Regions from separate parts of the Homo sapiens genome. Here region 2 is linked to region 1. Evidence: chromatin contacts called from ENCODE Hi-C or POLR2A ChIA-PET data. All regions are on one chromosome and are shown on one strand. Each heading gives the region's core, a stretch centred on a gene start or an enhancer-like site at or near the end of the contact. The rest is flanking DNA. Distances are from core to core; before and after follow the strand shown.

The links. Hi-C counts contacts between places; a loop is a spot of excess contacts on that map. ChIA-PET counts read pairs that join two places held with the same protein, here RNA polymerase II (POLR2A). Pooled maps may share reads with other maps.
Region 2: a loop to region 1 is called in a pooled map, with 2.2 times the contacts of the local background. The contact joins the enhancer-like site here to the promoter of ASB15-AS1 in region 1. A Hi-C loop is called at or near these places in 25 of 168 maps with a recorded cell type or tissue (Caco-2, Calu3, HepG2 and 15 more) and 14 of 50 pooled maps. POLR2A ChIA-PET finds 5 or more read pairs at or near these places in 3 of 52 experiments (MCF 10A and WTC11).

The regions. Positions count from the first base shown.
Region 1 is chr7:123,623,620-123,626,770 of GRCh38, forward strand. ASB15-AS1 (ASB15 antisense RNA 1) reads right to left here and starts at 1,338. Exons shown (of 5, transcript NR_111922.1): 1 at 1,277-1,338. It overlaps ASB15 (ankyrin repeat and SOCS box containing 15), which reads left to right. Exons shown (of 12, transcript NM_001290258.2): 8 at 950-1,195.
Region 2 is chr7:123,680,153-123,683,747 of GRCh38, forward strand. WASL (WASP like actin nucleation promoting factor) reads right to left here. Exons shown (of 11, transcript NM_003941.4): 11 at 1,791-3,595. Among named protein-coding and RNA genes, the nearest start is that of LMOD2, 26 kb to the left of the region's middle. Within about 2 kb of position 1,584, at least 3 of the 41 ENCODE cell types and tissues checked have a DNase peak (open chromatin) inside an H3K27ac peak, as active enhancers do.

The DNA of each region.
Region 1 (3,151 bases), core at 88-2,587:
CTTTAGGAGGCCAAGGCGGGCAGATCACGAGGTCAGGAGTTTGAGACCAGCCTGACCAACACGGTGAAACCCTGTCTCTACTAAAAATACAAAAATTAGCCAGACTTGGTGGTATGCGCCTGTAATTCCAGCTACTCAGGAGGCTGAGGCAGGAGAATTGCTTGAACCCAGGAGGTGGAGGTTGCAGTGAGCTGAGATTGTGCCATCGCACTCCAGCCTGAGCGACAGAGCGAGACTCTGTCTCAAAAAAAAAAAAAGAAAAGAAAAGAAGAAAGAAAGAATGGAAGGAAGGAAGGAAGGAAGAAAGAAAGAAAAGAAAGAAAGAAAGAAAGAAAGAAAGAAAGAAAGAAAGAAAGAAAGAAAGAAAGAAAGAAAGAGAAAGGAAAGAAAATACATATATAAGAAAGAGAAGTTCATTCAATACTTGCTGCTATCTTTTGCGGCAAGGGGAAAAAACCCTGTTTCTATAGGGGAAACCTGATGAACATGATTTACATATGAGGTTCCTGGGTCCTAGGAGTGATATAATAATAATAGCCAGTTACTGAGCTCCTGTTATGTACTAGGTACTACACTGAGAATTTTACATACATTATTTAATTTGTACAACCCAACAACAAGTGTTATTTCCATTTTGTTGGTGAAGAAATTAAAATTTGGAAAGAGGGCACACAGCATCCTATCCTAGTGATACGTGTTATTTTCTGTGAAACTCTTACCCCTCCTCCAGGTCTTAAAGAAAAGGTAGTGTCATCTTGTAAACTTATATTTCACAAATATAAACTTGGGTATGAGAAACAGAAGGGATATGAGAAATACATTATTTTCCTTGTAGAAAAAAAGTTACTAGCTAGTATCTATTTCAATATTAAATTTAGTAATTAGTTTAATACCACCTAAGGTATTTGTGTTAATATACTTACTGTTGTTTTTAACAATCATTTTCAAGCTGTGAAAAAGGGCTCCTATGACATGGTGTCGACTCTGATCAAACATAACACTAGCCTAGACCAGCCCTGTGTCAAGCGATGGTCAGCAATGCATGAAGCAGCCAAGCAAGGCCGAAAAGATATCGTAGCTCTGCTGCTGAAACATGGAGGCAATGTCCACCTGAGAGATGGATTTGGAGTCACACCACTAGGCGTCGCTGCCGAGTATGGTCACTGTGACGTGTTAGAACATCTAATCCACAAAGGTATGTGAAAAGGAGTTACACTTCCTGACTTTTGTCCTGCCTCTCGAACTCTCCTTTTCTCCATTCATCACTCTTCCTCACCTGAATGTAACTAGGGGAGCTCCTCTTCCTCTGCTGAATGGAACTTGGCATCAGGTTTTCCCACCTGGTCCCTCAGTAGACCCTTATTCTACAACTCAGCTAAGCCCTATACATTGTGACCTACGAATTTACAAGCCCAGTCCTGATTGCTCTCTCGAGAGACAGTTCAATCTGCACATAGATGGCCCATCAGGGCCTCATGCTCATCTTCTCCTTAACTGAATTCCTCCTGTTTTTCTACTCTTCTAATGTAATAATTTCTCTCAACAGGATTGAAAGATCGTATTTATCTCTAATTCCTCCATCACCTGCTTTCCTAAATCCAATCAGTTGCAAATTCTTGTAGCGTTTCTCTTGTCCTCTCATTGCAATCCATCTGCCATCCTGATCAGGTCCCTCAATTCTCCCTGGACCAGTGCAAATAGTTTCTAACCATTTTCTGGGTTTCTAGTCTCCCATCAGAGAATCACAGTACATACTGCAACTTGGCTCCTCTCCCTATAGGGCAGCTACAATAGTGTCAACTATCCAAAAAACAATCCCTATTGCATCATCTCAAATTGTTTTACCACGTTTATCCCTCACTGCTCCCATCTTGTATCCTACACTCCAGTCAAAATATACTAGCAGTATTCCCAAACGTACCTTGCAGGGTTTGGGTCAGGTCCTTGCCTTTATCTCTTCAGCACAATTCAAAGTCAATCTCTTGAGACACCTCCTCCCTAAATCCTTTCCTAATTCTTTCCAACAGATTGTGACACTGCCCTTTCTTAAACCCTCCAGGTGTTTTATACAACTACAGAACCATGAGTTAAGGAGACCTGACTCCTAAACTGGTTGAGCCACTACTCACTGTGAGACCCTAGCCTTATTCCTTAAATATCTGGTCCTCAGCGTCCTCATCTGCAAATGACCTCTAGAACCGCATGATCCCCAGTGATTCCCTGTAGGAAAAAGACTAACATTTTTGAGGTGTCCCAATACAACCACGTTTAATTTTCAAATAAGCCCTGTGAAGTAAGCTGTATTAATCATTCACAGATGTGGAGATGGAGGTGCACGGAAGTAAACGGCTTGCCCCCAGCTCTCACCATAAGCAGCAGAGCCACAGTCCCCTACATCATGTCTCCTTGTCTTAATGTCAGTGTCACTGGAATATCATACAGTTTGTGCTGTCTGATATTTTGTTTCATTTCCCCTCTAAGCTCCTTAGAGTAGTCACACTTATTCTTCTTAGGGTCACACACACTGATTGCACATAGAGGGCAATAAAGTATTTGTTAATACTTTATTAACTGTAAGTATTTGTTAAGTTAAAATAGAGGGGGCCGGGCACCATGGCTCATGCCTGTAATCCCAGCATTTTGGAAGGCCAAGGTGGGTAGATTACTTAAGGCCTAGAGTTCAAGACCAGCCTGGCCAACATGGCGAAACCCTGTGGTGGCACATGCCTGCAATCCCAGCTACTCAGGAGACTGAGGCAGAAGAACTGCTTAAACCCAGGAGGCGGAGGCTGCAGTGAGCTGAGATCACACCACCGCACTCCAGCCTGGTCGACAGAGTGAGATTCTGTCAACATAAATAAATAAATAAATAAATAAAATAAGAAACTACTGTCTTTAAATTAAAAAGTCTAATGAGCCTTTTTCAGAAGAATTTGCCTGTCATGAAAATTGACTTAGTTTCTCTCATGATTTTTGGCCCAAAGATTTTAATAAAACAAACCATGCTGCATGCATGACTGTTTATTGAAAGTATAGAAAACATGGAGGCCCTTAATTCTATACTTTTTAAGTACTAACCAGAAAGGAACACAACAGGTTTTGTGGGGGTTTTTTGTTTGTTTGTTTCTTTGTTTTTGAGATGGAGTCTCAC
Region 2 (3,595 bases), core at 334-2,833, 57 kb after region 1:
ACAGGCTTGGTGGTGTCCACATGCCTGTTCTCATGTAACTCATGTAACTCAATGGTCCAAACGTCTTTCATTTATGAAATAAGTATTTTAGATTTAAATGATGTAAATGTGGGTGGGGACCTATCCTATCCACTGTTGTATCTTAATGTCCACCACACATTTAGTTCATAATATGATATTGATGCTTAAAAAAATCCTTAAAATTAGGCTTTGATGAAAATCTTCACACATCTAGCAACAGCTAAGACAAGACAAAATTTAGGTCATGAAATGCTAAGCAATTCAAGACAGAAAATAGTGTTTTGTTCAAGTTCCATAATGCAATCTGATACTGCTGAAATTGAACTTGCTGTTAAATAGAAACATTTTTTTTTAAAAATCCTAAGGTAGATTTTTTGTGGTTGTTAAATAATTCAGGGACTACTTCAAGTTTACTAGAAACGCCCCAATACACAAGTATCTGATTAGACTGAAACCACCTATAAATTACAATCTCAAAATAATTTTTACTCCAATAATTTTTACTCAAAAAAATTTACTCAAAGTTTTACTCAAAATAATTGTGTGCTATCTTATCTTGACTTGTCAATCTTGATGGTGTGCATGGCCAATTTAGAGTTACACTGGACTTGTGTAATAGTTAACACTGTATCAACAGTTAGTTAGCACAATCTGTGATGCTTTTCTTTTTTTGGAAAAACCTATGGCAGATGCATCCGGAGACAAATTTTTCAATAGGCTCCTCACGGCAATGGAGGATGCCAAGTATCACATACAGAAGTAAAGGCAGTAGCTGCAAAGCATGTTCTCTAACATATTCATAACAGTGTACTATACCTTTCCTAGAGGCTTCCTTAGAAAGCAAAGTTTTTTTTTTAATCCATGAATAAATGACCAAGAGATTATAAAGAATGCTGTGTTTTGGAGGTGAGATGTGACAATGTCAATAAATGTGGAAGGTAAATTTCCCAACTTTTCCATACAGGCTTTTCTATTGTACTATAAATAAGCCTTATCTCTATATTTGTCCTTTAGGAACTCCGTTTCTAAAACAAGAGTTATCTCGGGAATCCCCTCTGTTGATTAGATAAAAATGACCTGACAGAAACAATTCTTAGGCATCTTTAAAAAATTATTTTAAAAGTCTAATATATTCTTAAGTGTTCACATTTGTACAACAGAAACAACTTTTTAATAGAACGTATTACTCTTGAAATGGTTGTTAAATTTGGCCAAAGCTCTTAAAAGGAATTTTGTAGCATCCTACACTCTGAATTCCGCAACTCAGTTTAATCTTCAGACACCCACTTGTGCCAGGGTCAGTGAAACAGAAAATTCTATCTATCAAAAACAGAGTTTACCGTTTAAAATGAGCACCCTCTTTGATATCATTTATTAAAAGCTACTTATGTCCCATACAAACTGCTATATTTGGCATTTATTGAAACTACCAATAAACTCCAATATCATTCTGATTTAGAAAACTTCAACATTTCTGGTATGTGGAAGAGTTCCAAACAGTTTGACCTTGCAATGTCAATGCTCTGTGAACGACAGCAGTGGCTTCTAGGGGAGCTGCTGAGCAGCTGTCATGTTTCCCAACAGAACAGGGTGCAACATTCTTCTGCTCACCATGTTTATTTAATGGCACACTCTAACTCTCAGGGCATGCAGTCTGCTGAAAACATCAACCATTATCATTGATCGCTCTGTACCCTTCACTATACAGTTTAAAAATTTTAAACCTATTTTACTCTCTTAACAATAAACACATGAAACACATTATTTTATTCTATTTGGGTCAAATTAATTTTATTATGCTCCATGATGAATTGCCACCAGTGCAACATCCTATTCACTATACATTTCAAAAAAAGAATTCACATACTAAACAAAATTTCAGTTGTCTGAAAATGAAATGATTGAAAGTCTTTATGAATCTCATACATACAATATGTGGCTAGCTGAAATTGTCTATCACGTAGCATTTAGATATAAAAAGCCTCATGCTAGTTTGTTAAATGCAAAGGCTACCAGACGACCATTTAGCTGGAGAATATACGGAAGGCTTTCAGACAACGCACAGGTATAGTGCTGCTCACAGTGCAGGATGGTAGAGGACTGAAACATGCAACCTTACACCTTACTTGGTAAAGCAGATTTAGTCTTCATGCCTGGACTGAACTCCACAGCTGCTGTGTTTCAACCAACAGTAATTTAGACTTTTTGTAACAACAACCAATGTCTTTTTCTTCTTTAAGAAAAAAAGAATAAATTAATTACCTTTGGCAAATTATATATCCATTTTACATGTTTAAAATTGTGCTTTGAACTCGAAGAATGGGTACTCTCTGCTGAGAGAAGTTCCTGATAAATATATATTATACCAAAGTCAGCTGGAAAATCTAGAATTTCTTGGCCACAAGTTAAGAGAGATCTTAAATTGGCATTACCCTGAAGACATTTCTAGGAAATTTAAAATGTTTTTTATATTGTCAAAAAGAAAAAATTTTTTCAATTAACATTACTTAAAATAATTATAATGTTCCATTTAACTTTTGTACAAACTCCTGATTTTATTGGTTAGTAGTTGTCCAGCCTCATCTGCACCAGATTGACTGAGCTCAAGCCACAATAAAAATGATAGTAAGTAGAAAAAGGTTTCTAGCAGCAGAGGGCACTGTTGTTGCAAGAAACAAAAAGTCTAGAATCTTTCCCATGTGCTTAAATTACTCTTGCAAGAAAGATAACATTCTTTGAATAACTTAAGTATTTTACTGCACCACTTACTGCTTTCAGCAACAAAACCTTTTAAATTATTTCTTATGATAACTAGATGCATGATCACTAGAGATTATGTAATAAATGGTTAAAATTCAAGCCACATCTTGCAGGTCCAGCCTGTCAAGATCTGCCAATACGAGATTTTGGTTGGTACAATTCTAGATAGCGTAATTTTTAGTTGGATATTGTGACTATAGTAATGAAATACATTTGGAACTACATTATGCATATTACTCAATGTGAGAAAAATATGTTTGTATTTAAATCAGATAATTTTCTACCTAAAATTTAAAGTAGGTAGGTATGATAATTAGCATTATAAATATGAAACAACCACCTTTAGGCAGATTAGTGTAGTGTAGAGAGGCAAAGAAACCCTAATTTTAACACACCATTTAGTATGCATAACAAATGTGCAGGTTGTAAAGTTTTATCTTTAAAAAAAAAAAATCTATCATTCAGTTATCTGTTCCAAGAACTCTGACATTGGGACCACCAATCTTTTAAGAAAAATGTAACTCTTCACATGCTATTTGACAAAAACCCTCAAAAGTTATCCAAATCAATGCATGTTCGGTTCCGTGTTTTAGCGCACACCTTTGCCAACTAGATTACATTTTTATGGTTGGTATTTCTGAACACCTCAATCCACACAAAGTGCAAAATAAAAATGCTAAAATTCTACAGTATTTTAGTACTATTCTGATTTGTATAGTTTTTTTAACCAAATATTGGAGTTACCATAATATTACCTCAGTTCATGTAGAATGAAAACTACTCCCTAAATCCCTGAAACTCCAACTTAAATTTT